Linked DNA regions of Homo sapiens: region 2 is linked to region 1. Evidence: read pairs that join two places in POLR2A ChIA-PET (ENCODE). Cell type or tissue: Caco-2. All regions are shown on one strand. Links, peaks and the distances in the headings refer to the core of each region. The heading gives the core; the rest is flanking DNA.

Evidence for each region. ChIA-PET counts read pairs that join two places held together with the same protein. Peaks named below come from ENCODE experiments on the same cell type or tissue, not always from the same donor. Only the 100,000 strongest peaks of a DNase experiment are listed, where the experiment ranks them.
Region 2: POLR2A ChIA-PET joins it to region 1 with 10 read pairs; 2 of 35 experiments call an interaction of 5 or more read pairs at or near these places.

The regions. Positions count from the first base shown.
Region 1 is chr13:45,400,295-45,416,266 of GRCh38, reverse strand. SLC25A30 (solute carrier family 25 member 30) reads left to right here. Exons shown (of 10, transcript NM_001010875.4): 2 at 4,787-4,905; 3 at 7,193-7,340; 4 at 10,290-10,384; 5 at 11,855-11,940; 6 at 13,897-13,992; 7 at 15,060-15,184. The coding sequence starts at 4,842. Among named protein-coding and RNA genes, the nearest start is that of SLC25A30-AS1, 9.9 kb to the left of the region's middle. RefSeq lists a silencer at 3,279-3,573. In Caco-2, for the core only: no CTCF peak of the experiment used is centred there; a DNase peak (open chromatin) is centred at 1,746.
Region 2 is chr13:45,033,129-45,049,100 of GRCh38, reverse strand. LOC105370188 (a long non-coding RNA gene) reads left to right here and starts at 1,087. Exons shown (of 3, transcript XR_941935.2): 1 at 1,087-1,158; 2 at 2,360-2,508; 3 at 2,636-2,935. LOC107984596 (a long non-coding RNA gene) reads right to left here and starts at 954. Exons shown (of 3, transcript XR_001749861.1): 1 at 865-954. It also overlaps a transcript of GPALPP1 not described here. In Caco-2, for the core only: no CTCF peak of the experiment used is centred there; DNase peaks (open chromatin) are centred at 12,433 and 12,700.

The sequences.
Region 1 (15,972 bases), core at 643-3,142:
CTGGCTAATTTTTGTATTTTTAATAGAGACAGGATTTCACCGTGTTGGCCAGGCTGGTCTCGAACTCCTGACGTCAGGTGATCCACCCGCCTCGGCCTCCCAAAGTGCTAGGATTACAGGCATGAGCCACCGTGCCCGGCCTGTTTTGTTTTTAACTTTAAAAAATTTGGACCGGGCGCCGTGGTTCATGCCTATAATCCCAGCACTTTGGGAGTCGGAGGCAGGCAGATCACAAGGTCAGGAGTTCGAGACCAGCCTAACCAACATGGTGAAACCCCATCTCTACCAAAAATACAAAAATTAGCTGGACGTGGTGGCACGTGCCTGTAATCCCAGTTACTCAGGAGGATGAGGCAGGAGAATTGCTTGAACCTGGGAGGCAGAGGTTGCAGTGAGCTGAGATAGCACCACCGCACTCCAGCCTGGGTGAAAGAGCGAGACTCAGTCTCAAAAAAAAAAAAAAAAAAAAATTATTCAGCCAGGCACCAACAGCTTTCTTTCTTTTTTTTTTTTTTGTGATGGAGTCTCGCTCTGTCACCCAGGCCACAGTGCAGTGGCGCCATCTTGGCTCACTGCAACCTCTGCCTCCCGGGTTCAAAGCTATTCTCCTGCCTCAGCGTCCCGAGTAACTGGGATTACAGGCATCTGCCACCATGCCCAGCTAATTTTTGTATTTTTAGTAGAGACCGGGTTTCACCATGTTGGCCTGGCTGGTCTCGAACTCCTGACCTCAAGTGATCCACCCTCCTCCACCTTCCAAAGTGTTGGGATTACAGGCTTGAGCCACCACACCCGGCCAACAGCTAACATTTTTAAAAATAAAATTTTTTATTTCCTCTGCTGGAAAATTCTATATTTATTCTGAATGTATAGAATTCCCTGCCCTGCCCCCCACCAATATTTTTTTAACAGCCCTTGGAAGATAGTGTCTGCAAAGTACTATCTAGAGGAAGGGTCATGTGATCCTTCAGAGAAACCTTAGTTTGAATATTTGGTAGCTTTGACCAGGGAAAGTTACTTTTCTTCTCTGAGGCTGTTTGCTTAGTTGTGAGATGTGGATAATGATACCTCTTTCATAGGACTGTGAAGAAAATGTATAGCAATGCCTAACAGCAGGTATTCAGGGATGACTGCTAGTGTTAGTATTATGTTCATAACGCAGCAAGGAGAAGTAAGGAATTACTGGGTTTTAGCATGGCTTAGAGAACATGGCTGTAAGAGGACTGTCAAATCAGAAGTGATCTACAGCCACTGCCCGACACTGGAATTTCTGCAAAGTTGTAATTCCTTCCCCGAGATGCTGCCCAGACACTATTGACTGCTAAGGACACATTAATCTCTCTAACTGTCTTGGCTTGTCAGCCTTGGGACTTCTGTAGATCCAGTTGGGATTTTTCCAAACAACTGTGTTTGGAATTCAAGGAAGTGTTTCACGAGACTTCCCTTCAGAAAGAGCTCCAAAACAAAGAAATGGGTTAGTTTACTGAACAGAGATTTCAGCCTAAGATACTTATAGCCCTGTCACAGCTTGCTGTGGCCAGTACAGCTTAGTGGACATCTACTTACTTATTCCAGTCCTAACTAGAACCGTTTTCGTGTGTGTGTGTGTGTGTGTGTGTGTGTGTGTGTGTATGTGTGTGTGTGTGTTTGAGACAAAGTTTCGCTTTTGTTGCCCAGGCTGGAATGCAGTGTCAAGATCTTGGCTCACTGCAACTTCCGCCTCCCGGTTTCAAGCGATTCTTCTGCCTCCGCCTCCTGAGTAGCTGGAATTACAGGCACCCGCCACCATGCCTGGCTGAGTTTTGTATTTTTAGCAGAGACTGGGTTTTGCCATGTTGGCCAGGTGGTCTTGAACTCCTGACCTCAGGTGATCCGCCCACCTCGGCCTCCCAAAGTGCTGGGATTACTGACATGAGCCACTGCGCCCGCCCCCTTTTCCTTATTTGGATGTTTGCCCATGTACTGCGGCTCTCTAGTTCATATTTAAGCCAAATTATTCTTTTACTCAGCAAACATTAACTTGATAAGTTCCAGTAATATTAACTGCTTAGGGATCTAGTCCTACCTTTTGGAAAGGAAGAGAAAGGCCAAAAAGTTGTTTTTACCTCCTGACTAGCTAACTTTTAAAAATCGTAATTGAATAGAAGTACTTGCTTATAGGATGCTGATCCAGGAGTGGACACTAATTTGTAGAAAAGTTTTATTGGTGGTACTTCTGAATGAATGGGCATGTGATTCATCCCATGTGATTGAAAACTATGAAGAAGCAATTCCATCACATTTTTAGCTCTAGTTAAGTATTTGCATATTAGTATTAACCCAGAGCCTCTGGATTTTAACCTAACCAACTGAAAACTTAATATCAAAACCGACAGAGGAAAAAGTAGCCAAATCTCATTAAAACTTAACTAGCTGGCCAGGCACGGTGGCTCAGGCCTATAATCCCAGCACTTTGGGAGGCCAAGGCAGGTGGATTACCTGAGGTCAGGAGTTCAAGACCAGCCTGGCCAACATGGCGAAATCCTGTCTCTATTAAAATACAAAATTAGCTGGGTATGGTGGCCCATGCCTGTGATCCCAGCTACTTGGGAGGCTGAGGCAGGGGAATCACTTGAACCTGGGAGGTGGAGGTTGCAGTGAGCTGAGATTGAGCCATTGCATTCCAGCCTGGGGGACAAGAGTGGGACTTTGTCTCAAAAAAAAAAAAAAAAGAGATGGAGTCTGACTCTGTTGGCTAGGCTGGTCTTGAACTCCTAGGCTCAAGCCATCCTTTCAGGAACTACAGATGCGTGCCACTACACCTGGCTTTGTTTTGCTTTTTAATCTGCAATCAGCTAGGTCTAAGAATGGGTTAAGGAAGTTAGTACTGGGTGGTAAATGAATTATTGGATTTATTATTAATAGGTTCTTACAGTCTCTTACAATCTTAACTATTATATGAGTTATGAATTTAATAAGGCTAAGAATTACTTAAGTGCAGTTATTAAATATTTTCAAAGATAATAGGGAGATGAGAGGAGTCTTTTGGGAGAGGGCTTGCTCCTTAGTACTGAAATACCTAAAAACATACAGTGGTTTTCATGTTTCATTCTTACAGAACCTTCTATTTTACTCATTTGTAACTGCTATGAATTTGGTTAATATCCATAAACAAGGAATAATGATTAATAGATTTATTCAAGGTGCCCGATGGGGGGTCCTAGTGTTGGAAACTGATATTCTGGGCAGTGGTGACTTGTGGTAGTCCTCTCCTGGGAAAAGGAGACTTGGGAAATTCCTAAACACAGGCAAAGTAAACATGTTGGCATATTGCTTGCCAATAATGACTGAAAAGTTAGAAATTTTATTTTAAACCAACAGTAGCTATAGTTGATAGTATATATACAAAAGTATTAGTCATATGAGTCTCCTGTTAAGGGGTGTGAGGCCACATTTACCAGCTCTAATTACATACAACTGCAGAACATGTCATGAATGTGAAAGGCCTTAGCTGTGGCACATAAGTACATGTCACAGTGAGCAAGGTCTTATTATGGAAAAGGAAGATGGAGGGCAATATTTGTGAGTGTCTTTAAAATATATATGGCTTAATGCCCACAATAGGCCTACAGCTTGACATTTATTTAACTTAGTGAATAAAAGTATGGATGTCCCCCTAATTGGTTGTGTTGCCTGCTGTGGTGATGATGGTGTTGGCGAAGAAGAAAACCGAGACTCAGGTTAGCAGGAACTTCTCTAGGAAGGGTGTGGGGTGGCTCTGACCCCAGAGTCAGCCTCTTTCCTCATGCCAAACTGCCTCACAGCTGGTAACGTAATAAGGCTAAGAGAAGTGAGCCGATATTTATAGAATGTAGACTACAAGTAGCCTGTGGTGGCTGGGCATAGTGGCTCTCACCTCTTTTCCCAGCACTTTGGGAGGCTAGGGCTGGAAGATTACTTGAGTCCAGGAGTTAGAGACCAGTCTACAAAAAATAAAACAATTAGGCTGGCATGGTGGTGTGTGCCTGTGGTCCCAGGTAGTTGGGAAGCTGAGGTGGGAGGATCACATGAGCCCAGGAGGTTGAGGCTACGGTGAGCCATGTTTGTGCCACTACGCTCTAGTCTTTGTGACAGGGTGAGACCCTGTCTTAAAAAAAAAACAAAAAAAGAAGTAGCTTGTAATTTTAAGTAATTGTCATTTTACCTTATGACACAAGTTTGCAACATTTGTCTGCTGCAGTGCACCTGAGGGATGTGATCCCCACCCCACCCCCCCACCCCCAGTAAGGACTCACTAAGATAGCAGTGAACGAATAGCAAATACTTTTTTTTTTTTTTTTTTGACACAGGGTGTTACTGTGTTGCCCAGGCTGGTCTTGAAATCCTGGGTTGAAACAATTCTCCTACCTTGGCCTCTCAAAATGCTGGGATTACAGGCGTGAGCCATCATGGCTGCTGCAAATACTTATTGCATGAAGAATAGATTTAAGATAAAATAGACTTCCCAGAGAACAGCTTCCGCTGCACTACACTGAATACATACACGCATACCAAGGTATCAAAGTAGCTGATTACTTCTTGAGGTCACAGTAAAAATTAAGATCACTGATAAAGTAAGATTGGAAATTGTTGATTTGAGGTTGAGGAAATAGGGGTGCTTTGCTTTATTAAGGGGAGGCTCCCCTTGGGAATTGCTGCAGGGGTTTTGGTGATAGCACTCTCCAAATAAAACCTAGGGGAAGAGTTTGGAGAAGAAACTGCCTGTGTGAGAAGTTACAGCTTGATAATATCTTATTGTTGTGTCCAGGAAAAACAGCACTGGAGGCAATGTTTCTATAAATCAAAGAAGAGACAGTGTGAGAATGTCAGCCCTCAACTGGAAGCCGTTTGTGTACGGGGGGCTGGCCTCCATCACTGCTGAGTGCGGTAAGGACCTGAGGGTGGTGGATCACGTAGCCTGCTGTATGTGATGGTGTTTGATGTGAATGTAGTTCAAGTGTAGAATGTGAGATGATGAAATGTTTGTCTCAGAATTCAAAATGTCTGTTAGCTGGGTGTGGTGGCTCACGCCTATAATCTCAGCACTTTAGTAGGCTGAGGAAGGGGAATCTCTTGAGTCCAGGAGTTCGACACCAGCCTGGGCAACAGAGTGAAACCTCACCTCTATTAAAAAAAAAAAAATTAGCCAGGTGTGGTGGCACAGGCCTGTAGTCCCCGCTACTCGGGAGGCAGAGGTGGGAGGATTGCTTGAGTCCAGGAGGTCGAGGCTGCAGTGAGCCATGTGTGAACCACTGCACTCTCCAGCCTGGGTGACAGAGTGAGACCCAGTCTCAAAAAAAAGAAAGTTTTCTTTTGGTAATGCTTTTTAAGACAAAATAGTCATTTTGGCTGCTATTAGCAGTTTAGGGTTCGAAGTTTAGTGGAGAGAAAGTTGATCCTATTGACCAAACACAAGTTTTTTAAAATTTTTTGTTTTGAGACAGGGTCTGGTTCTGTTGCTGAGGCTGGAGTGCAGTCGTCTGATCTCGGCTCACTCCAGCCTCCGCCTCCCGTGCTCAAGCGGTCCTCCCACCCGGGTCTCCCAAGTAGGTGAGACTACAGATGTGCACCACCATGCCCGGCTAATTCTTGTATTTTTATTAGAGATGGAGTTTTGCCATGTTGCCCAGGCTGGTCTCGACTCCCAAGCTCAAGAGATCCACTTGCCTCGGCCTCCCAGAGTGCTGGGATTATAGGTGAGACTACAGATGTGCACGACCACGCCCGGCTAATTCTTATATTTTTATTAGAGATGGAGTTTTGCCATGTTGCCCAGGCTGGTCTCGACTCCCAAGCTCAAGAGATCCACCTCCCTTGGCCTCCCAAAGTACTGGGATTATTACCATGCTCAGCCTCAAACACAAGTTTTATGAATCATTTTTGGATTGTGTCTGTCCGTTTTCCTTGTCCTTTCCCCCAGCTTTGCCACTGTTAACCTGTTTGGCTGTAAAGAGGTTTGAGAAGCTCAAGGGTGTTCCCTGAGCCAGATGAGATGGACTGTAGTTATCTAGTCACTTTCTGATGATGCACATTATCCAGTTCCCATTTGTGACTTCCTCATCGGTTGGGTTCCACATCAGATCCTGTTTGTTTATTCTCTGGAGTCATTCATTCAGCAAACACTGATTGAGCAGCTGTTGAATGCCCTGTGCTGGGTTGGGGACACATCATTGCTTCCAGGGCTCAGTCACTGCTGTCCAAGGATAGAATACTGCCCCTGTGGGACTGGGGAGAATTGAGGCCAAGGTGGGTAAGCTGGATGAGCCGTGGTAACCACCCACTCACCAGCTTAGGCTCTCTGTGCTGGTGGGCTTTCCCATTGACACAGTGAATCAAGGTTACTGTCTGAGGATGGGTTTTATATATTTGGGTGGACTATTTGTTAGGTACAGTATTTAACATATTTATCTGCATTATCAGATTTATTTTATTTTATTTTGGAGACAGAGTCTCACTCTGTCACCCTGTCTGGAGTATGGTGACGTGATCTCGGCTCACTGCAACCTCTGCCTCCTGGGTTCAAGCAATTCTCCTGCCTCAGCCTCCTGAGTAGCTGGGGTTACAGGTGCCTGCCACCACGCCCAGCTAATTTTTGTATTTTTAGTAGAGACGGGGTTTCACCATGTTGGCCAGGTTGGTTTGGAACTCCTAACCTCAGGTGATCCGCCCACCTCAGCCTCCCAAAGTGCTGGGATTACAGGCATGAGCCACTGTGCCTAGCCAGATTAATTTTAGACTATAAAACACTCTCCCAAGTGGAAAACCACTTTAGAAAATGAACTTTTTTTACCTCTTTGTTCACATTCAACCCCATTTTAACCTTCATTTATATACAGAATAGTAACTTATGTTTTTCAATGGATTTCCTGTTTAGGTAAATCATACCACGTATTTGCTTTCTACAACAATGCAGCCTACCCAAATCCTGTGTAGAATAAGATGAGGTATAAATAAAAAGATAAAGAAAGGAAAATATATCTATGCATTTTTTGGGTTTTATTAATCTTTTGATTCCTCAATTTTTAAAAATATAAACAAGATTGCAAAGTGCCATTTCTTAATCACTTTCTTAGTTTATATTGTAGTCTGAATGTTTCCTCAGTAATATATCACTACGTATCCTTTATTTAGTGGAATTTCTTTTTATTAAGTGAATTTCTTTTTAAATTTTAAGGTACATTTCCAATTGATTTAACCAAGACACGGCTCCAGATTCAAGGCCAGACGAATGATGCAAAATTTAAGGAAATTAGATACCGAGGAATGTTGCACGCATTAGTGAGGATAGGCAGAGAAGAAGGGCTGAAAGCACTCTACTCGGGGTGAGTAGGCCTTCATGCATTTCTGTGTCACTGTTCACTGTTTCACATGGGTATAGACTTCAGACCAAGACTGCACAGATCACAAGTAAAAAGTTTGAGGTGTGTTTGAAAAGAACAAATAGCATGACAGATTTTTCACTTTTAATTTCAACTCTAATTTCTAAGTATATATATTATGCAGCAGATGTTTTGGTGAAACTGTTTTACTATATTCAAGTACAGACAGACAACAATAAAAAATTATGTTTGTTTAAAAACATTCTGTTCGGTTTTTCATGCTTTGAAAATAGCTCTTTTTCTTAGATATTCTGAATTAAGGAGGTTTTTGCCATAATGAAAATTATATGATGTTGATAAGAGTTGCAGTGAACTACTTTCCAGTCTTTCAGTATTTAATGAACAGTATTCTGTAGGCACTGGATAGTGAGTGAGACCTATATCAGAATACCTGCAGGAACAGAACGTGGACAGCCTCATGTCACGCTAAGCATCTTGATTTTCTCCAGTACACCACAGCACAAACTGGTGACCCACAGCCCTGCCATGGATCCACCAATCCCCAGAGGTTTTTGTTTTTTTAATTGAGCCAATATTTTAAAAATGAGAAATTGCACATAAAAATCTGGGACTCCATCTTCTTGAGAGAAATCAACATTAGGCCCACATTCATTCAGTTATGACAGTAGTAGCTGGGGTGAAGGATACTGTCTCTGGTTTACAAAACCTCTGTCACTCACATAGTATATGTGTGTGCAGTTCGACCCAGCCTGGATCATTCACTCATGGCATCTGCTTTCTTGGTACCTGTCAGCATTTGAGTTTGCTATATCTATGGCAGACAGAAGCCACTGAAAGTGTTTAAGTAGGAGGATGGACCTGATCAGCTTTACATTGTAAACATCACCTGCCTGCCATGGAGAGAAAGAATTAAGAGACAGGGAGCACTAGAAGCAGGGCTGTCATGTAGGAAGACTAGATGAGGATCTGAATTGGTTTTGGGGATGAGGAAAAAGAAGACAGGCTAGAAAACTATTTAGGGTGTAGGACTGATAGCACTACGTGACCTAATATGAGGTTTCCATACATGAAGCGGGTAGAAGGGAAGGAGGAGCCAAGACTAATGTCTCAATTGGTGGTTTTTGCCAGTGTGTAGCTGGAGCTTCCATGTCCTGGTTTAGGAAACACAAGAGGAGAGATGACTGTTTGGAGAAGGAAGAGAAGTAGTTCAGTGTGGGACCCTATCTGAAGGTATACACAGGACATCTAAATGGAGAATCTTGGAAGATTGGAAATGTGTCTTTGGATCCATGTTGGAAGCATGGATTTGGAGTCATCAGTCTTTTATTTTATTTTTCATTTATTTATTTTGAGACAGGGTCTTGCTTTGTCACCCAGGCTGGAGTGCAGTGGCACAAAATGGCTTACAGCAGCCTCTACCTCCCAGGCTCAAGTGATCCTCTCATTGCAGCCCCCTACATAGCTGGAACTATAGGCACAACAAGCCACTGCACCTAGCTGCACACACACAAACACACACACACAATTTTTTTTTTTAGATGGCGTTTCACTCGGTTGCCCAGGCTCACTGCAACCTCTGCCTCCCAGGTTCAAGCAATTCTCCTGCCTCAGCCTCCCGAGTAGCTGGGATTACAGGCACCAGCTATGACAACCGGCCAGTTTTTTGTATTTTTAGTAGAGACGGGGTTTTACCATGTTGTCTAGGCTGGTCTTAAACTCCTGACCTCAAGTGATCCACCCGTCTCGGCCTCCCAAAGTGCTGGGATTACAGGTGTGAGCCACCGTGTCTGGCGCTACTTTTATATTTTTTATAGAGATGGGGTTTTGCCATGTTGTCCAGGCTGGTCTCAAACTCCTGAGGTGCAGTGATCTGCCTGCCCTGGCTTCCCAAAGTGCTGGGATTACAGGCATGAGCCACCGTGCCTGGCCAGCCTTTAGATGGCAGTTGAAGCCTTGGGAGTAGGTGAGCTCACACAGGGAACATGTACAGTAAGGAGAGAAGAAGCATAGGATAGATTTCTGGGGAACCCCAGCAGACACAGGTAGGATGCTGTAGAGAAAAGAAAAGAAGTCAGAGGGGGTGATGCTACAGCAGAACAGGGAGGAGACAGCTACAAGTAGGACAAAGGGTAAACAGTGGCACACACTGCAAAGAGCTTATACAAGATCCTACTTGAAAAGCCTCATTTAACTTAGCAACAAAGATGTCAGTTGGTCACCTTGAAGAGGGGAGTTTTGAGGGTGAGGGCAGCAGAAACCCTGATTGCAATTCAAGAAGGAAGTGGGGAAATGCAGAAAGACACCCGGGGAGTGTCCATGCCACAACGTGGTTGTGGTTTGGAGAGGATAATAGGACAGGCATATCGGATGGAGGAAAGTAGGCTTGTTTTTCCTGATTCTGTCTTGAACTTCTTCACTTACATTTTCATTGAGAATAAATATGAGGGGCTAGGCTTTCACTTAGTGAGCTAATAATTTGCACATCTGGACCCACCTGTGTTTTTGTTGGATTTTGAATTTTACGAAATCGTTTTAGAGGCCGGGTGCAGTGGCTCATGCCTGTAATCCCAGCACTTTGGGAGGCCGAGGCCTGAGGTCAGGAGTTCAAGACCAGCCTGACCAACATGGCGAAACCCCGTCTCTACTAAAAATACAAAAATTAGCCAGGTGTGGTGGCGGGTGCCCGTATTCCCAGCTACTCGGGAGGCTGAGGCAGAAGAATCGCTTGAACCCGGGAGGCAGAGGTTGCAGTGAGCTGAGATCAAGCCATTGCACTCCAGCCTGGGTGACAGAGCGAAACTCCGTCTCAAAAAAAAAAAATTGTTTTAGAGAATGTAGTTTGATTATGGATGGCACTCTGCATGTGGGTTGCCTAGCCGATGTTAAGTGATTTTTAGATTGCTTTTGTCCCTTTGTACATTGGTTTAACAGGATTGCCCCCGCGATGTTACGCCAGGCATCCTATGGCACCATCAAGATAGGCACTTACCAGAGCTTGAAGCGACTATTCATTGAACGCCCAGAAGGTGAGTGGGGAATCTGTTTTCCACTGTGGACAGGAGGTTGGTTGTCTGTCTTTTTATTCAAGTGGTTTTGGAGCAGGTTTTCTTCAGCTTATTTGTGACTTTCCTACTGCTACAAGAACTCTGGGTGTAAAGTCTTAGTTAATTGTGCTGAAAGCAAGTTGGTTATCAACTCAATTGAGGGGAGAAATAATGAAAAGGAACCATCTCTGCAAACATTTTAATTAGTTGTCCCCATCTCCAAAATGCCTAGACCAGGGGATGTGTTGTTACTATTCCATCCAACTTAAAATTTGCTAAAATCATATGAATTGTCATCTATTTTTCAGGAAAACAGTGAATACATTTCTTAATATTAACAACACTGAATGCTAATACTCTGGCTTTTTGGTTCTGTGGCTTTGTTTTGATCCATAGAACTGTCCATCTTCATCTCTTTTCACAATGGGATGAGTACCAGACACTATTATGTAAGAGTGGTGAACAAGAGCTAAGATGCTTTGGAAATACTTCAGGATATTTCAAACTAAATACATACGATGTGCTTTAAAAACTTTCTGTGCCAAATAAGTCGTCATGTTATCTCATAGGAATTATTGTCCTAACAGATATAGCTCATCTTAATTATGATGGTCTGAATTTATACATAAATGTGAACTGGGGCTGGGTGCGGTGGCGCGTGCCTGTAATCCCAGTGCTTTGGGGAGGCTGAGGCGGGCAGATCACTTGAGCCCAGAAGCTCCAGACCAGCCTCGGCAACATGGTGAAACACCATCTCTACAAAAAATACAAAATATTAGCCAGGCGTGGAGGTGCACGCCTATAGTCCCAGCTACTGGGGAGGCTGAGATGGGAGGATCACCTGAGTCCAGGAGGTCGAGGCTGCAGTGAGCTGTGATTGTGCCACTGCACTCCAGCCTAGGTAACAGAGTGAGACCCTATCTCAAGAGAAAAAAAATAAAATCACATTTAGATATCAATAAATTTTGCAAAGCAAAATTCCTTCATTAGTGAAATTTCTAATCCTTTTAAAATTACTTGATTCATGAAACATACTTTTATTTTTTTGAGATGGCGTCTTGGTCTGTTGCCCAGGCTGGAGTACAGTGGCGTGGTCTTGGTTCACTGCAACCTGCACCTTCTGTGTTCAAGTGATTCTCCTGCCTCAGCCTCCAAGTAGCTGGGATTACAGGCAGCTGCCACCATGTCCAGCTAATTTTTGTATTTTTAGTAGAGACGGGGTTTCACCATGTTGGCCAGGCTGGTCTCAAACTCCTGACCTCAAGTGATCTCCCCACCTTGGTATCCCAAAGTGCTGGGATTACAGATGTGAGCTACCATGCCCGGCCTGAAGCATATGTTTTTACATCTTAAGGTGAACAAGTAATGTGTAAATAAGTTAGACCTATAGTTGAGTTTCTCACGGGAAGAACTCTAAATATGTAGAGTCAAATAATGTGTCATTGTTTACAGATGAAACTCTACCGATAAATGTGATATGTGGAATTCTGTCTGGAGTCATATCTTCAACCATTGCTAATCCAACTGATGTTTTGAAAGTAAGCTGTGCTATCTATATCTTATAGGCACATTCCACATTTTCTTATTGAGAACAACATTCGGGTAATGGAATCTGTGAATGTAACATCTGTGTATATGTGAATCTGTTTATAATTTAAGTGCCATGAAGACTAACTTTTAAAGGTCCATGAGGTGGGTTTTCCACTTATACAGATGAGCTCAAAAGCAGAGCTCATTTTGGAGACAAAGATTTCGGTGATTGAGGAGAAAAAATTATTTAGGCTTGGACTGCATTTCATTTTCGTTTTTCACGGAAAATGTTCCTTGTTTTATTGGTTCATTAAATATAGATGGACTGCAAGTTTTGCACAGATCTAGGCTGCTCATTAATGACTATTTTTGAATCCATCTTTTTTTTTTTTTTTTTTGAGATGGAGTCTCACTCTGTCGCCCAGGCTGGAGTGCAGTGGCACGATGTCAACTCACTGCAACCTCCACCCTGCTGGGTTCAAGCGATTCTCCTGCCTTAGCCTCCTGAGTAGCTGGGATTACAGGCACCTGCCACCGTGCCTAGCTAATTTTTGTATTTTTAGTAGAGATGGGGTTTCACCATCTTGGCCAGGCTGGTCTTGAACTCCTGACCTCATGATCCACCCGCCTTGGCCTCCCAAAGTGCTGGGATTACAGGTGTGAGCCACCGTGCCTGGCCTGCATCTTCTTTGTTAAATTTTATTTCAGGAAATACAGATGAAAAAATTTAATTACTACAATTAGATTACATAACACATTAGGAGACCTTATTGAAAATACTAGGGATAGAGCATCTTTAAATCCTTTTTTGGAAGCAACTAATTAAATAAAATAAAAATTAGGAATGACTTACTTTTTGAACCCCACAGAGTATTCCTTTCCTACTTCCCCTCTTTTCTTTTTCTGCCCCACTATTTAACTAGTATTCTATGCTTCTATCTTGTACCAGTTGGTATACGCCATGGTTAGAATCCAAATATGAGTAAGACAAGGACCCTGCCCTCAGAGAGCCTTCAATCTAATAGGGGATTCTGACAAGCATTACAGCCATCTGCAGTATTCTGGGTACACTACAGTTATATATGCATTGTAGCAAAGGGACCTCGTGGGTAAGGAAGAAATACAAGGTACCTTTGCCATAAGTTTACCAGTGTTGGGGTAAGAGAGCTAGAGAAAAATATTCGTACTCTCATTAATTTCTTAATTATATCTTAGGCCTTATGGGAAGGCAGTTCCTGTATCTTGGTTTATTTTCCCACGTTCGTGTGGCAATAACAGTTCTTTTAGAAGTTAGTGGTAACGTATTTGCTCCCTAAACAAAAATAAGGTACACATTTTGTAGTAAAAAATCTTTCTTCATTCTTAAAAATGCAAAGAGCTACATCAAACATTCTTTTTATGTTGGAATCTTGGTCATGTGGATTCCACTAATTAAAGTGTAACAGAGTGTAACAGGTATCATGTGGCTGTCACTTGGCTAGCTCGCCTGCATACCTTTTGGTTCAGCTGGCTGGAGACTGTAGTGGCTTGGAGCAGCTAATTTAAGAACTATGCTTGCCTGTGCTTCGTGCTGCCAGGTACACTGGATAACTCATTAATTAGATTAAACCTTTGAAATTAACTTTTCTCTCACCTATATAGTAGTAGGGAAGTATGCTGTTTTCTATCCTAGAAAGACTTTTTTCACAAAAATCAGTTTCTCCTTTTGACATTTAATGAACTGCTGTACGTAGGACTCTGGACTCTCTTAGATGCTTTTTGGAGATCTCAGAGTTCCTAAGAATAAATTTTTATACGTTTTAGTCATTTTAAGGTAGCATCATAGCAGTATTTATATGACAGTTTTTTCCTTGCTAATGGTTATTAAGCAACTGACTGACGGACTGACTGTCAGAGGTATACATTGGTTGTGGGTGGGATTGTGGTAGTTTCTTTCTGATGTTGGTCTTTAAAATAATCTCTAGATTCGGATGCAAGCGCAAAGCAACACCATTCAAGGAGGAATGATAGGCAACTTCATGAACATTTACCAGCAAGAGGGGACAAGAGGACTGTGGAAGGTAAGCCAGAAGGATGGATCGAACTGATTTATTTAGTTCTTTTTTCCTTTTTTGAATTTACTTGTTCTATCACTTAATTTTAATCCAAGTGTCGTAATGGAGTAAGGGAAGAGGAGTGGCATCTTCTGCCCATGAAAATATCTTTCTTTATTTCCCTATCTATAAAATGGGAATATAAGGAATATGTCATGATTTTTTTTTTTTTTTTTTTTTTTGAGATGGAGTCTTGCCCTGTTGCTCAGGCTGGAGTGCAATGGCACGATCTTGGCTCACTGCAACCTCCACCTCCTGAGTTCAAGTGATTCTCCTGCCTCAGCCTCCTGAGTAACTGGGATTACAGGCGTGCGCCACCACACCCCGCTAATTTTTGTATTTTTAGTAGAGATGGGGTTTCACCATGTTGGTCAGGCTGGTCTCGAACTCCTGACCTCAGGTGATCTGCCTGCCTCGGCCTCCCAAAGTGCCGGGATTACAGTTGTGAGGCATTGCGCCTGGCCTATGTCATGATTTTTAAAGTTGCTTTTGAATAATTTATGTATAAGATATTGTGTGAAGGATAAGCACTTTTTTTGTTGTTGTTTGGTCTTTTGCTCTTTTTTTTTTTTTAAATTCTTATGGAGAAGGATTTTAGGTTACAGTTCCATTGGGTGTTTTGATCCATACAATTTCATGGCTTGTAACTGAAGTCTGTGTTATTAGGCAAGCATGTGGTGTAGAGTGTTATTTCCTAGTATTCTAATGACTTGTCAGTTCATAGAATAGCCCCTAAAGATCATCCAGTGTGATCTCTCAGTTCATAGAAGGAAACTGGAGGCTCTGAGAGGTGACTTGTCCTGGCCAAAGTCTGGCCCAAGGTCATATAGTTAATGCCAGCATCAGAATTAGACTTCAGAGTTTTTGAGTTCTTGCTCTGTGATCTTTTCCGCTCTGTCACTCTACATTTCTGCCTCCCCAGAGGAAAAGATAAACCTTGATCATAGTTTATGGATTAGAACCTTTGCACATTTGCAAGGCTTGTTCTACAGAGGCATATCAGAATCATTTTTATTGTTAATATTTTTACCCAGGGTGTGTCCCTTACTGCGCAGAGGGCTGCTATTGTTGTTGGTGTGGAGCTGCCGGTCTATGACATCACCAAGAAGCATCTTATTCTCTCAGGCCTGATGGGAGACACTGTGTATACCCACTTCCTGTATGTTCATGGCTTTTTTTAAAAAATTATAGAAATTCTAAAGAAAGTTTATTATAAAAGTATTATATTCTTATATTTGAAAAGTTGCAATGCAGAAGTGAAGCAGGACCAGGTAGAAGTCCTTATTCCTCTACATAGGCAGCTGTTGTTAACAGTTTGATATGTATCTTCCAGGCGTTTTCTACGTGTATGCAAATATGTCTACAAAAGTGTATTATATGAACTTTATTACACAAATAAGATCATGTTTTACATTCTTTTATTTGCTTTTTAGAATGTAACAACAGGCTGGGCACAGTAGTTCACGCCTGTAATCTTAGGACTTTGGAAGGCCGAGGCAGGAGGATCACTTGAGCCTAGGAATTCAAGACCAGCTTGGGCAACAAAATGAGGCCCCATTTCTACAAAAAATTAAAAAATTAGCTGGGCATGGTGGTGCATGGCTATGGTCCCAGCAACATGGGAGACTGAGGCAGGAGGATTGCCTGAGCTCAGGAAGGTGAGGCTGCAGTGAGCCTTGACTGGGCGACGGAACCCTAGCCTGGGCAACAGAGAAAGACCCTGTCTCTAAAATAAAATGCGATTTAACAACATATTCCAAATATCTTTGAGTGCTTACAGACTTCGTGTCAGTACTTACGGACTTTATTTATTTATTTATGTGAGACGGGGTCTCACTGTTACCCAGGCTGGAGTGCAGTGGTGTGATCTCGGCTCACTGCAACCTCTACCTCCTGGGCTCAAGTGATCCTCCTGCCTCAGCCTTCCAAGTAGCTGGGACTGCCGGC
Region 2 (15,972 bases), core at 11,160-13,659, 380 kb after region 1:
GATATCGGGAAGTAAAGATAAAACCAGAAGATAAAACTTGGTAGCAGTTTAAAGTTTCACAGTTGAGTGAAGTTGTCACTGAATAACCTAAAGAGATTGGTTTTATTTCCTCTTTATAGATGAGGAAACTTGAGGCTTAGGAAGGTTTAATAGCTTGTCTAGGGTGACACACGGGTAAGTGGCAGGCACAGGTGATTTGACACTGCACTCTACCTTTTCACCACACTGGTGTTCAAAACACACAACAAAGCAGCTCCCCTGACAAACTGTCATCAAGGCCTTTGAACCTGTGGTTGCCAGAGGAGTGATGGGGTTGTAATGCACACAGGGAAAGAAGAAAAGAAATGGGACGGAGAGAATGGTCTGACTTTGTGAAGGACTTCTATGACATTGGAATAATGAACATTTCCTTCAAAATGAAAGAAGTCTAGTTCTCATCTCACTTACTGAAAGCACAAACCCAAATTCTGACAGATTCTGGTAAAGAAGCCTCTTGATAAATGGACCCTTTTATTCAGGATTTGCCTGGGCATTAAAGCTGCTAGGACAGACAATGTATATGAACTGGGATATATACAGATAATGTATATATCTGTATATACACCATATTATATAATGTATACGATGGGATCCAGTAGTGCCCAGCACACCAAGGTGATTACAAGGCAATTAGCGTGTGTCTGCTGAATGAATGACTGATTAAGTCATGACTCTGGAGGTGTGGTAAGAGGGTTGGGGAGAAAGATGTGGAGGATCCTTCAGAAATTAGTCTAACATAGGAAGTCCTATGAAAAGGCCTTCTGTCGAACATTTTAAAGCATTGGCAGTACCCAGAAATTACTTAAATGTCTGTAAAACACTCACCTAAACAATTGACATCACTTGACCACATTAACTAGGGCTAACAGTCCTTCTAATTGCCACATCCCCACCAGCTTCTAGATGGTAATGGCCCAGCTGGTTTCAATGGGTCTCCATGGTTACACTCATGCTCTGGTTTCCATGGTTACATTTCCAGGTCTCTCATAGGAGTTACATATATATTTGAAATTTAAAAGGATTTTTTTTCTTTCTTGTCAGCCTACACAGAAATCTAGGGTTCAGAGGTCCAGGATGAAAGTTTCAGTGACCTCTTGGGAGGTTACCAAGGAGGAAATGGTAATATTTGTGACAGCTGTGATCTATCATGGAATAAGGAAGAGAGCACTCAATTGGGAAATACTGTGGAGCTAGAATGATAACCCAATATTTTATGAGCCTTAGTGTTTTGCTTAATTAGAGGAGGCGGAAAAACTGGACTGAGAAAAGAATACCCTATTGTTTGGATACATGGCTCCCAGCGCTAGGAGTAGGATGTTGTCCAGAGATGGGGGTGGGGGGCTTTCTATTGAAGTCCCTTTAAAATGATCATTTCTTTACCATAACAGTGTTGTGGCCTCCCTGCACTCATTCCTCCCTCAGTCCTCATTCAAATCATTTTTCTTGGCTTACTCGGCTAAAGCAGGCATCTGCTACAAGGTACCAGCCGGGGCAAGACTTAGTTGGCTCCGGCTTTTCTCGGCGGAGGGAGACAGGTGGAACTCTAGTGCCGCCTTGTGGAATCGCTAACATTTCCAGGTCTACCTCACCTAGAAAAGAACTCAAGTTTGTACTGTTAGGATTTAAGAAGACTTTCTCCATTTCTTTTAATGTATCCATCCCTCCCTCCCTCCTACAAAGTTCACTGAGTATCTATTATATTTCAGCTAGGCCCTAGAAATAATACTAATACAAAAGATAGGATATTGCCTTCACGCAGTTCATAATCCGTTGCAAAACAAGTAAACAGCGCATAACAGTCCCAAGAGCTAATGGAAGAATGACAGTGGGGTGACCTACTGGCTGGGAAAGCTGTGTAAGCTATCGAGCTAGGGGCCTTTTTTTTTTTTTTTTGAGGGAGTCTCGCTCTGTCGCCCAGGCTGGAGTGCAGTCGCACGATCTCGGTTCACTGCAAGCTCCGCCTCCCGGGTTCACGCCATTCTCCTGCCTCAGCCTTCCTAATAGCTGGGACTACAGGCGCGCGCCCGCCACCACGCCTGGCTATTTTTTTGTATTTTTAGTAGAGTCGGGGTTTCACCGTGTTAGCCAGGATGGTCTCGATCTCCTAACCTCGTGATCTGCCGGCCTCGGCCTCCCAAAGTGCTAGGATTACAGGCATGAGCCACCGCGCCCGGCGCTAGAGAACATTTTTGAGCTGGGTCTTCAAGGATTCTGTCCCTCAAGGTTGAAAGATGAAATAATGCAATGTTTTATCAGTAGGGGGACTTTGTCATCAAAATAAACCAGAGAATAACATGTAGTAATTCCTGTCTTCATTTAGGTTCATATGCTTGCTACCTTCCAAACAGCTCTTCAGGCAGAAGCAGGTACACAGACAGTGCTGGCGGAAAAACCTGAGAAGCAGCTATCAGTATTAGACCACATACGAAAGCCTCTTCGGGACATTTGCAAGCATCCAGAGCAGAGATGGTAGGCACCTCCTTGCAGGAACAGGCTCTTCACTGGGCAGGGGGAGGGAGGGAAGGGGTGTGAGGAGGGTGGCAGAAATGAATGACTTTAAGTAGGTGAGTAATGTCATCAAATTTGAATTTTACAGATTTGTTTCTATGGCATTACGTTCTTAACCAAGTTCCAGAATGACTCTCCGGCCCTGGATTGGGCGACTTTGTTGTCTGTGCTTCTGATTCATAGAAAGAGGGAATATTAGGGGAAGAGGTTGGAATATGACAGCTATACTTACTGGTTTCTTGTGCCTTCTCCCAGAGATATTCTTTGCTTCTATAGGCAGATTTTGATTTAAAGCAAATATTGAATTATCCTTTGGTCCTGCTGTGTGTGTTTGAAGTGCTCGCGGATCATCCAAGTGGAGAGAGCACCGAGTAGGCCCTCCTTACTTTTTTTTTTGGTAACACATGATTCTACACTTCAGTATTCTTATTATATCTTGGAGATGGATATATAGAACTGACTCATTCTTTTAAATAGCAGTGTAGAATAGAGGTAGAATGGAGGTAACAATGTATTTAACCAGGCCTCTTTTAATGGGCTTTAAAAGGCCACACCACCGGGTGTGGTGGCTCACGCCTGTAATCCTAGCACTTTGGGAGGCCAAGATGGGCAGATCACGAGGTCAGGAGTTCAAGACCAGCCTGGCCAATGTGGTAAAACCCCGCCTCTACTAAAAATACAAAAATTAGCTGGGCGCAGTGGTGCGTGCCTGTAGTCCCAGCTACTCAGGAGGCTGAGACAGGAGAATTGCTTGAACCTGGGAGGCAGAGGTTGTGGTGAGCCCAGATCGCGCCACTGTAGGGAGACAGAGCGAGACTCCATCTAAAAAAGAAAAAAAACAAAAAAGCCACACTAATTTATATTTGACTGTCAATGCATGAGAGAGCCAATTTCCCACTACCTGCTTTTGTGAATCGTGTTCAGATTCTTTGCCCATTTATCTATTAGCTTGCTGGTTCTTTTTTATTTTCTTATTTTTATCAGCTGTTTAAATGCTAAGAACTTAGGCTTTTGTCTGTGATGTGAGTTGCAAATATTCATGTCTTTTGATTATGCTTTCTATGCAGAATTTTTCTTTAATATATACCAATTTATCAATGTTTTATTTTTAAATTTATTTTTATTTTTATTTTTTGAGACGGAGTTTTGCTCTTGTTGCCCAGGCTGGAATGCAATAGTGTGATCTTGGCTCACTGCAACCTCTGCCTCCTGGGTTCAAGCGATTCTCCTGCCTCAGCCTCCTGAGTAGCTGGGATTACAGGCATGCGCCACCATGCCCTGCTAGTTTTGTATTTTTAGTAAAGACGGGGTTTCTCCATGTTGGTCAGGCTGGTCTCGAACTCCTGACCTCAGGTTATCCACCTACCTGGGTCTCCCAAAGTGCTGGGATTACAGGCACGAGCCACCCTGCCTCGCGAGCCACCCTGCCCGGCCTATCAATGTTTTATTTTAGGGCTTCTGGATGTTATGTTATTCTTAGAAAGTTCTTGCCAATTTCAACATTACCGAAAAGACTTTTATTTTGTATCATATATATGTGATACAGTTGCAGTGGCTCCGCCTGTAAACCCAGCAGTTTGGGAGGCCAATGCAGGTGGATCACTTGAGGTCAGGAGTTCAAGACCAGCCTGGGCAACATGGTGAAACTCTGTCTCTACTAAAAATACAAACATTAGCCAGGTGTGGTGGCGTGCGCCTGTAATTCCAACTACTGGGGAGGCGGAAGCAGGAGAATTGCTTAAACCTGGGAGGCGGAGGTTGCAGTGAGTTGATGTGGCGCCACTGCACTCCAGCCTGGGAAACAGAGCGAGACTCTGCCCCAGGGGAAAGAAAGGTTTAATCTATCTGGAGTTTATTTTGATTTACAGAGATCTAATGTATTTTTTTCCCCCACATGTCTACCCAGTAGTCTCAACACCATTTATTGAGTAATCTATTTTTTTCCCACTGATTTGAAATGCTATCTTTATATATATGTCTGTTTCAGAATTTTCTATGGCAGATGAGTTTTTTGTTTGTTTGTTTGTTTGTTTTTGGGTGGAGTTTCGCTCTTTTTGCCCACACTAGAGTGCAATGGCGTGATCTTGGCTCACTGCAACCTCCACCTCCTGGATTCAAGTGATTCTCGTGCCTCAGCCTCCTGAATAGCTGCGATACAGGCGCCCACCACCACACCTGGCTAATTTTGTATTTTTAGTAGAGATGGTGTTTCACCATGTTGGTCAGGCTGGTGTTGAACTCCTGACCTTAGGTGATCCGCTCGCCTCTGCCTCCCAAAGTACCGGGATTACAGGCATGAGCCACTGTGCCTGGCCAGCAGATGAGCTTTAAGTCCATCTAACCTTGTCTTTGAAGGAAGGTTCAATGTTCCTGTTCTTTTGTTTTTGAATGTGGGAAAGCCTTGAGCATGTTTGTATGTGGAGGGAGAAAAGCAAGTGGTCAGGGAGAGGTGCAGAGGAGACCCAGATGGGACCGTGAAGGGAAGATGGGTTATGACAATTAGTGAGAGATCCAAAGAGCTGACAGCTGTGCCTACCTCAGCAAGGGAGGAGGTAGGAGCTCTGCATTTTTCCAGGAGTTTTTGGTATAATGTGAGGTAGCATCCCTTCCAGCTCACAAAGCCCTCTCTCCCAGTTTGTCAGTCCCCTCCTGGGCTGTCTTCTTCACTACCTGCTCTGGAATTTGTGTTAATCACTTCAGTGTTCCTAATGGGCATTCTACTCTCTTAAGTTCCCAGCCTGGATCAATGCTGCAATTCACCTTGGCACAGTTGTGCTGACAGACATGTCACACTACGGTTTCTAACCCAGGCCAGGAACTTTAGCTCTGTCATCTGCTTGTCTTTGTTTTGGTCCCTCTCACTTGGGCTGCAGTGTTTATTCCAAATCTTTAAGCACCCCGTGTCCCCCCAATTCCTTACTGTCAGCAAATGACCTGTCTTACCTGGGTAGAATGCAGGCTCTCCGCCTGGTGTCTGTGGTTGGGATTCAGCAGGTTGAGAAACTGAAATTATATGTTAAAATTTGGGTAATGTTCTTTTTTTTTGAGACAGGATCTTGCTCTGTTGTCCAGGCTGGAGTGCAGTAGCGTGATCTTGGCTCACTGCAGCCTCTGCTTCTGGGTCTCAAGTGATCCTTTCACCTCAGCTTCCCAAGTACCTGGGACCACAGGCATGCGCCACCACCCTCAGGCAGTTTTATTTTATTTTATTTTTTTGTACAGATGAGGTCTCACTATATTGCCCAGGCTGGTCTCGAACTCCCAGGCTCAAGTGATCCTCCTGTCTTGGCCTCCCAAAGTGCTGGGATTATAGGCGTGAGCCATGGCTCCCGGCCTAATGTGCCTTTTTGAGAGAAAAACATTGGTAGTTTTCATCAGATTGTCAACATCCTGAAAGGTTAAAAACCTCTACTCCAACAAATTGAATATGCCAGGTCTGATCTCCCTTAACTTTCTGGCCCTCTACTTCCAAGCTTATCACTGCCCATAACCATCTTTATCTGCTCTTCTCTGGGTTTGGAGGAGGTTGGGCCCCTCTCCCTGTTTATTCTGGGCCAACCCACTATACATCATCCTGTAACTCTAGCCTTCCCGTTGGATCTGTTTTCTCTCTTAGTTACTCCAGCTCTCCCCTTCCATTGCTTCTTCTTTTCAAACTGGCTTCTCTCACTCCTGAATGTACACATAACAACAGCAGCAACAACACCCACAGGCCACTTTGTATTCCTCTCTCGTTCTGTCTGTTTTCAGCTCATCTCTAGCCATTCCTAGTGCCTCTCCTCTGTGACCTCAATCAGTGTCCTGCGCATATCTCTGTTCTCTGCTCACCACATTGCATAATTAGAGCTATTTCTGTGTCTCTGTCTCTCCCATTGGACTGTGAAGCTGAGGACCATGTCTTTTATATTTATCTCCAGACCAGTCTCACACATTGTGGAAGCTCGATAAATATTTGTAGACAAGAACTACTCATCAATTCAGTTGTTCTCTAGAACTTCTTTTCTTACCATGTTTTTTCTTGAGGTATCAAAACTAGAATAAGAAACAGGTTTTTGTTTTTGTTTTTTGAGACAGAGTCCTGTTCTGTCGCCCAGGCTGGAATGCAATGACACGATCTCAGCTCACTGCAACCTCTGCCTCCTGGGTTCAAGTGATTCTCATGCCTCAGCCTCCTAAGTAGCTGGGATTACAGGCGTGAGCCACCATGCCCAGCTAATTTTGTGTTTTAGTAGAGATGAGGGTTTCACCATGTTGGCTACACTGGTCTCAAACTCCTGACCTCAGGCGATCCACCAGCCTTGGCCTCCCAAGGTGCTGGGATTACAGGTGTGAGCCACTGCATCCAGCCAAGAAACAGTTTTCTAGATAGATCCACCATAGGTTTGTCCAAGTGTAGCACTTTTTTTTTTCTTTTGTATTTCTTTTCTCTCTTCTATTATCCAATATTCTACTAGCTTTTTTTTTGGCTATAGCTACACCCCCCCCGCTTTTTTTTGCATTATTACTGAGAACTCAAAACTCACACTCTAATAGGTATAATTTGTATTATTAAATGCCTAAATTAATGTCATTATTGCTCACACTGAAGTTCAACTGCTTACTAGGCAGTATAAACAAAGCTCATTTAGGGATATTTACCTATGTAAGAAAAAAAATACCTTCCCTTTTTTTTTTTTGAGACAGAGTCTTGCTCTGTCACCCAGGCTGGAGTGCAGTGGCATGATCTTGGCTCACTGCAACCTCCGCCTCCTGGGTTCAAGTGATCCTCCTGCCTCATCTGCCCAAGTAGCTGGGACTACAGGGATGTGTCACCATGTTTGGCTAATTTTTGTATTTTTGGTAGAGATGGGGTTTTGCCATCTTGGCCAGGCTGGTCTTGGACTCCTGACCTCAAGTGATCCCCCTGCCTCTGTCTCCCAAAGTGCTGGGATTACAGGTGGGAGCCACCACGCCTGCCCTTCTATTCTCTTTAGAATAATACATTTACAAGTTATCTAATGGCCATGTATGGGAGGCCAGCAGGATTATAGCATCACATTTGATTGCTAATTATAAACAACCATTTATTAAATACCTACCTCTCTACAATGCTTTAACAATTCCTTTTCGAACTACTCTATGTCAGGCTTTTTACTGATTGTAGTTTCTTTCTTCCTCTTTATGTTTTTACCTACCCAGAATACATTATCTTCTTTTGGTAACAATACCTCCAGTTTCCTTTAGGGAAACATTGTGGTACACAGAGGCTAGAGAACTGCAGAACAAGCTGAGGAATCCAGTGGCCTACCAGTGCCCTCAACCAATGATAATGGTTAGCTGGGAGCAGCTAACTCTAGACCCCTTGAGCTTGAAGTGACGGTGAATCTGGTTTTGACTTTGGCTAACCTCTCTCCAAGCCTCCTGTCATTGGACATCTCATATCCAAGAGACACGATTAATTGGCAGAGTTAAGCAGGCTTCCTTGCTATTGATTGGGTTGGAGCTGGTAATCCTTCATATTTTTTTCATTTCCCTTTCTTTTTTTTTTTAGATGGAAAGGCTAAATAAATCATTTTGAATTGTACTGTGATTTATAAATTGCAGCAGAATGTGGTGAATAAACTGTGACAGCTCATTTCTCATCTACCTTGTTTGTGCTAAATGTACTTCTTGATGTCAGAGGATGTGATGGAAGCAAATCAGGAGGGAGGAGCAGGCATTTTAGAAACAACGCCATCTTACTGGGTGGCACCCACCCTGGCTGAGTCATCTCTGAAGCATGTCGATGTGTGCATGTGCCCCATCCCCTCTGCACATGAAAATTCATAACCATGAGACAGGACTAGCAGATATCTAATGAAAAGGGGGTTCACAATGGCCAGATGCTAACATTGGTAAACCTGAGATGAATGGACAGGTTAGGTGGGTGAGACCGCAGTTTGGTAAACACAATGTTGGTATTCTCATTAGAAAACTGGTGGGAATCAAAGGTGAGACGGAGCCATAGCATCAGATGTTTTTGCCTTTATAGTATGTGTAATCTTTGTTTCCAATGATAACATTTCCACTTTCTTTTAGGGAACTACCCTGCCAAGTTTTTGTTCTAGGTGGTTTAGATAGAGTTTAACCCACCCTTTGGCTCCATGGGTAGAGACAGGAACTAGCCTGGGCTATTGGGTGTTTTATCTCCTGTCCATGTGATTGATTTAGGGTGAACAAGTGACCAAAGATGAGCCAATCAGCATCAGTTCTTGGACTTTGGCAGGAAAGAGCAGCTTTCTTTTCACTGGTTGGTTAAACTGGCAGAACGTCACTTTAGACATGCTGCTATCAAGCTTGTCACTGTCTAGGAAGCCCACCTGAGGATGAAATTCACACAAAGGAAGGCAGGCTGAGGAAGAGAGACAGAATCCTGTGACACATTTTGGGCACCCAGATCCAGTTGTGCCTAAAGCCAGGGCTACAGTCTGGACTTTTCATTACATGAGTGAATAAATCTTTATCTTCTTTTTTCTTTTTTTTTGCTTCCTTTTTTTCCTTTTAACTTGTTTTTGTTTTTTATTATTTTTATTTAAAAAAAAATCTTTTATTTTTAATTAGTTTCTTGAGAAGGGGTCTCACTCTTGTCGCCCAGGCTGGAGTCCAGTAGCGTCAACATGGCTCACTGCAGCCTCAACTTCCCGTCTCAGTCTCCCAAGTAGCTGAGATTACAGGCTCACACCACCATGTCCAGCTAATTTTTGTTTGTTTTTGTTTTTTTTTTTTTTGAGATGGAGTCTCACTCAGTTGCCCAGGCTGGAGTGCAGTGGCCCAATCTTGGCTCACTGCAACCTCCGCCTCCCCGGTTCAAGTGATTCTCCTGCTCAGCCTCCCAAGTAGCTGGGACTACAGGCACCTGCTACCACGCCCGGCTAATTTTTTGTATTTTTAGTGGAGACAGGGTTTGACCGTGTTAGCCAGGATGGTCTCAATCTCCTGACCTCGTGATCTGCCCACCTCGGCCTCCCAAAGTGTTGGGATTACAGGCGTGAGCCACCGCACCCGGTCCCTAGCTAATTTTTAAAAATTTTTTGTACAGACGTGGTCTCCTATGTTGCTAAGGCTGGTCTTGAACTTCTGGCCTCAAGCAGTCCTCCTGCCTTGGCCTCCCAAAGTGCCGGAATTACAGGTGTGAGCCACTGTGCCTGGCCACATGAGTGAATAAACTATCTTTTTTTGATTAAGCCAATTTGAGTTGAGTTGCTATCACTTACTGCAAAGAGTCCCAATACAGGAATCTTCTGAGGTTGTAAGAAATAAGTGAGCCTGTTTACCAGAGTTGTCTGAGTGCATCTAATAGCCAGGGGGCTACAATAACGACACCATCATTTATTGCTGGATTTTGTGCTAATTATTTAAATATGTCATCTCATGTAATCCTGGTAACATCTTGTGAGTTATTATTGCCCATTTAAGAGACAAATAAATTACAGCTGAAATAGGTTAAGAACCTTTCTCAGGTTTACAAAGCTAGTGTTTACATAGGAATTGACTGCAGGCTGCTGTCTCCAAAGTTTATACCATGGTTAACTGGCATGGTATAACTTCCGTATGTTAGTCAGGGCTTAGTTGCAAACAAAGTAGTATACTCTGATTAGTTTAAGCTGACCAGAAGTTATATAAGCAGGAATATATCCACCCACACTGCAATGCTCCTCTAGAGAAACCCCAGTCTCACAGCCACAGCAGTTGACACCACTGATGCTTGGGACTGGGTGCCAGACATGCCGCCTCTGCTGCTGTTGAAGATCAGTCCGTGTCCACTAATATGCCCATCAGAAGACGATTCTGGGAATGCCAACTTCTTCCCTTATCTCTTGGAATACCAACTGCACGTGGGTGCATCTGATTGGCAGAGGCCAGGCCACATACTTGTGCTCTAGCAGCAAGGGAGCCTAGGAAAATGAGTTTTGCCTTCTATCTTTTGAATCAAGAGGCTCAGTGGCCACAATCTGACAACCATCCAACATCTTTGATTCTAGAAATCTTAATCTTGATTCTATTAATGTTAGACTCTAAACTGTGGTTTGACTGCAAACATTTTAAGCTTTAAGAACCTCTAGAAATGTCATGTTCAGACCAAACCAAGTTGGATTCTCATACTTCAGGGTACACAGAATCACCTGGGCAGCTTGCCCAAAATAGACGGCCCAACCATCTATTGGGCCCAACCCCAAACCTATAGATGGAATCAAAACTTCTGATTGGCTGGGCATGGTGGCTCACACCTGTAATTCCAGCACTTTGGGAGGCTGAGGTGGGCAGATCACTTAAGACCAGGAGTTTGAGACTAGCCTGGCAAACATGGTGAAAACCCCGTCTTTACTCACAGACAATAGCCTGGTGTGGTGGTGCATGCCTGTAGTCCCAGCTACTCAGGAGGCTGAGGCAGGAGAATCGCTTGAGCCTGGGAGGCAGAAGTTGCAGTGAGCCAAGATGTGTACCACTGCACTCCAGTCTGGGCAACAGAATGAGACTCTGTCTCCAAAAAAACAAAACAAAACAAAATCCTCTGGAAGGTTAGGGCATCTATGTTTGTAATAAGCTCCCAGGGGATTCTGATTCACATCAAAGTTGGAAAGACATCGATTTTGCTGACTAAATTGGTCATCATTTTTGTTCAACTATCACCTTCCATTCACCTAAGCCTAGATATTACTCAGTTCTGGTAAATACTCAATAAAGATGCAGCCCCACTGTGTGTTCACATAAGCTCACTGGAAAGACTATAAATGTGATTTTAAAAAGCTCTTTATGATTTGCTGGTAGAAAGAAATATTCTGAAACCATCTTTTCATGTCATTTTCTTAGAGGCAACACAGTATAATGGATTGATTAGCATCTTACAAACTGACAGGTTAAAAGATAGTTTTAAATCTTTATTGATAAACTGTCATTTGACTGCAAGCATTTTAAACTTTAAGAATCTCTGTTTTCAAATATGACAATTTTATTAAGCAATATACAAGGCTGTTAGGGAAAAACACTAATTTAAATTCAGTTAAAATGAATACTAAAGAATAAGCACAATTTCTAGATTTATTTGCTGGTCAATATTAAGTTAATTATGTCTGTACCTGTTATAAAAATTAGCAATCTTAGGCTGATGATAAATTGCTTTTGTTAAGTGTGTAGTGTGAATTAGGTATTATAGTATTATTTATCCTTAGGTTAGCAAAATGTGTTGCTTTCAGCCATTACCTAAAAAGACAAAAATCATCATATTATATACATAAGCAACTTCATTTGTTGTTTTGTACCTAGTGATAAAAAAGGAACAAGTTTATTTTCATCTCAGAGCTCTGATTGTATGAAGATAAAACTAGGACTAAATACTTTATCATATAGCCTGTTTGGCCAACATTACCCCATCATAAAGAAAACAAATGGAAGTGCTTTAAAGGGCAGGACAGCGGTAAGTAATCAGAGATATGAAAATGAACTTTGAAATACTTTTCAATATTCTTGAATAGGTTCTCGAAATTTGTCTAGATCTCAAAACAATGATGCACCCTTGTAGCTTTTATTGTCTTTCCTACCTAGTTCTGCAGAATTTTATTGCTTTCTTTTTTTCTCTTTTAGAGATGGGGTCTCTCTGTCTCCCTGGCTGGAGTGCAGTGGCATGTTCATAGCTCACTGCAGCCTTGAACTCTTGGGCTCAAGTGATCCTCCTGCCTTAGCTTCCTGAGTAGCTGGGACTACAGATGCATGCCATGCCACCATGCCCAGATAATTTTTAATTTTTATTTTTTTGTAGAGACAGGGTCATGCCACGTTGCCCAGGTTGGTCTTGAACTCCTGGCCCTCAAGTGATCCTCCTGTCTTGGCCTCTTGAAGTGCTGGGATTACAGATGTGAGGCATTGTGCCTGGCCTTTTGTTTCTTTTTAACATTCTTTTACCTACTGTTATCTTTTCTTTGTCAGCAAATACAGAAACTGGTATCTAAAAGTAAACTCAGTTGCTTCTGAAGTTAATACCTTAGCTGCCAAAGCACAGTTATCTAAGACCTCAAAGTAACATTAACTGGTTAATTCCCCCAAGGAAAATAGTCATAAGGTAGAGACCATCCTTTGCAGATCATCTATAGCCCACCAGTGCTCCCTTTTTGTGCTCCCTGCCTTTTCAATGTTCTGCATTCCTGAGGCATTCAGTCTTAAATGGCCCCAAGTCAGCCAGGGACAAGGAACTACAATCTGACTATTCCTCTTAGGGACTTATCTATTTTAAAAGGTGCTGAAGAGAGGGCAAAGTGCAATGAAACTGAATTATCAATGGCAGTAGAATCTTGATCACTGTAGCAACTGGCTGGTAGATGTTTGAAGGGTGAATGCTTTTAGGCATTCACTCAAGAGAAGTGACAATCCATTCTTCAAGAGGCAAGTATTGCTGGTGCTGGTGTTTGTTGCTATGCAAAGTAAAGTGATTATGTATTTAGGAATATATAATAGGAAAACAGAACATATAACAAAGGAGAGGGGATTGTTTATAGGAACACATGTAAGTGCGGTGGTTATTATTTTTTTAAATTTCTTTTTAGAGTCAGGGTTTCACCATGTTGGCCAGGGTAGCCTTGAACTCCTGGCCTCAAGCAATCCTCCCACCTTGGCCCTCCAAAGTGCTGAGATTACAGGTGTGAGCTACCTTGTCTGCCCATAAATGCAGTGGTTCTTAAACTTGAATTTACAAAGAATGGCCTGGGATAATTGTTAAAAGTGAAGATGCTCTGATTCTAACCCCAAAGATTCCTATTCAATAGGTTTGGGCCTGGAGATCTGCATTTAAATGAACTCCTAGGTGATTCTGATAGAAATAGTTTAAGGATTACAAATTAAGAGACAGACTGATCTACTGTATTTTTCAGTCCCTAAGTAAAAACATTCTGCTATGTCCAGAATTCTAGAGACTTGACTAATAATTGTTGAATTCATCTGGTGCTATTCAGTTCTTAAAAAGAATGTAAATAACCCTCAATAATTAGGCCCAGGAGGAAACAAGTAATTTACAACAACTTCTTAAAAAAACAGCTATTCTTAAATATTTATGGTTTTGATGATAAAGTATAGGCTCAATGTTCAGATCAATGTATTAATGTTCTGATAACTAATGACAGTTATTAGTGGAGTTACATACAGGGTGTTTGCAGAGCAAGGGCCTAAGAGTGAATTCAGACACATTTGGGCAATTCTGGAAGGCCAGCAGAGTAGACCTTTGGTGTAAGAACCATCTGGCCAACTCCAATGTCATGTTTATAACTTGGTTAAGAAGTATTCTCCATTGGAGGCCGGGGGCGGTGGCTCACGCCTGTAATCCCAGCACTTTGGGAGGCCAAGGCGGATGGATCAACAGGTCAGGAGATCGAGACCATCCTGGCTAACACGGTGAAACCCCGTCTCTACTAATAATACAAAAAATTAGCCGGGCGTGGTGGTGGGCGCCTGTAGTCCCAGCTACTGGGGAGGCTGAGGCAGGAGAATGGCGTGAACCCGAGAGGCGGAGCTTGCAGTGAGCCGAGATGGCGCCACTGCACTCCAGCCTGAGAGACAGAGCCAGACTCCGTCTCAAAAAAAAAAAAAAAAAAAAAGACCAGCCTGGCCAACATGGCGAAACCCTGTCTCTACTAAAAATACAGAAATCAGCCGGGTGTGGTGGCGGGTGCCTGTAATCCCAGCTATCAGGAGGCTGAGGCAGGAGAATCACTTGAACCTGGAAGGCGGAGGGTGCAGTGAGCCGAGATTGCGCCATTACACTCCAGTCTGGGCGACAGAGGGAGACTCTGTCTCAAAAAAAAAAAATAAAAAAAAAAAAAAAGAAATAAAAATAAAAAAGTATTCTCCATTAGGAAGCTTCCTTTCACCTCCCAGGACTGGGTTAGATGTTCCTATATAGGCTTCATAGTATCAGTAGACACTATGAAGACCCAACCCTGAACCATCATATTTCTCACAATATACCCGCCATACTGGAGCAGTTCCTCAAACACCAAAGAACTAAAGCTTCAGGGCATTTGCATATGTGATCAGTCACTTTTCACACTGCTAGCTTTTCATTTTTTTAGGTTTCAGCTTAAATGACACATCTTCAGAGACTTCTTATCACTCTAACTAGATAGAATTCCCATCCTCAACTACTTGTTCTAGTCTTTCACTACCGTGTTTTCTTTCTAACACCTATCAACAATGTGCAATTACTTGATCTTTTTTACTCAGATCTTTTTCTGCTCTCCCACTAGAATATAAAATCACAAATCAAGGAATCTGCTTTACTTATCTGTGAATACCCTATAAGGGACCAGCACAGAATCTTCTCCCAGGGAGGAAGACTATGCCTGCCTGGTTCACCATTGTGTTCTTAGCACCTAGCATACACTGAGGCATTTAATAAATGTTTATTGAATAAATGAACAAACATATAAGTTCCTCCAGAAATACTTATTATAGGGAAATGATCTGAGAAAGCAAAGGCTCTCTTTTTGACCCTACATGTTCAGATTCCTATCATTCAATGCTTAGCTTTGATGTTGCAAAGCATCTCTTTTGGTCACTTTCAATTTGGGAGTTAGAGAGACCAAACCAAACCAAACCAAAGAAACTCATACTCAAACAATCCAGAAAAAACCTACCCACTGTTACAGGTCCTGTGATATGAAGAACAATGGAATCTTGGTTATAACCCAGTGTCACAGTGCTCTCAAGAACATTTCCAGTTTGTCTGTCTTGTGTTTCTAAATAAACAGATAATATCTGTATAGTTATATTAGATAATGAAAACCTGGCAAGCGAGTTGGAGTTAAAGTTGTTGTTGTTTTTTACAATAGCCTACAATGATCTGGTTGGCCGGAATAAACCTTTACAGAATATTCTCTTTACCAATACTGCCTGCTTCAGAAAAGCTAATAATGTTAAAACAAAAATAAATACTACAACTTCTCAGATATAGATAAAACTTTATTTATACATAAAAAATTACACTTTAGGAATTCTGTTCCTAAAAGCATTCTCTTAGTAAAGCTCAAAATGAAAAGGTTGAAAGGGGCAGTGAACAGCTTTTTAACTGTGTACATACTGCAGTCACAAGCAATTTTTTAAGCTGCAAAAATCATCTAAGTAGCATGAGCTTTTGAAACTGCAGACTTAAATCTCATGATGGCATCAAAAGCCAAAGCGAAATAAATCAATATTCTGAAATAGAAGACTTGGCTGTCGATGTTAATTGGGTGCTATCTCCAACCACTTTCCATCATGTTACTTCTTCCTCTTAGGTGTAACTCAAGAAATAACTTTTTTCTAATAATACCTATCACTGCATGGAAAAAATGAAAAGAGAAGTGATAAGGGCCTCCTATTAGTAGTTTAATATTAACATTATCTACCCTCAATAAGAAACAAAAAATGTCATAATGTTTTAGG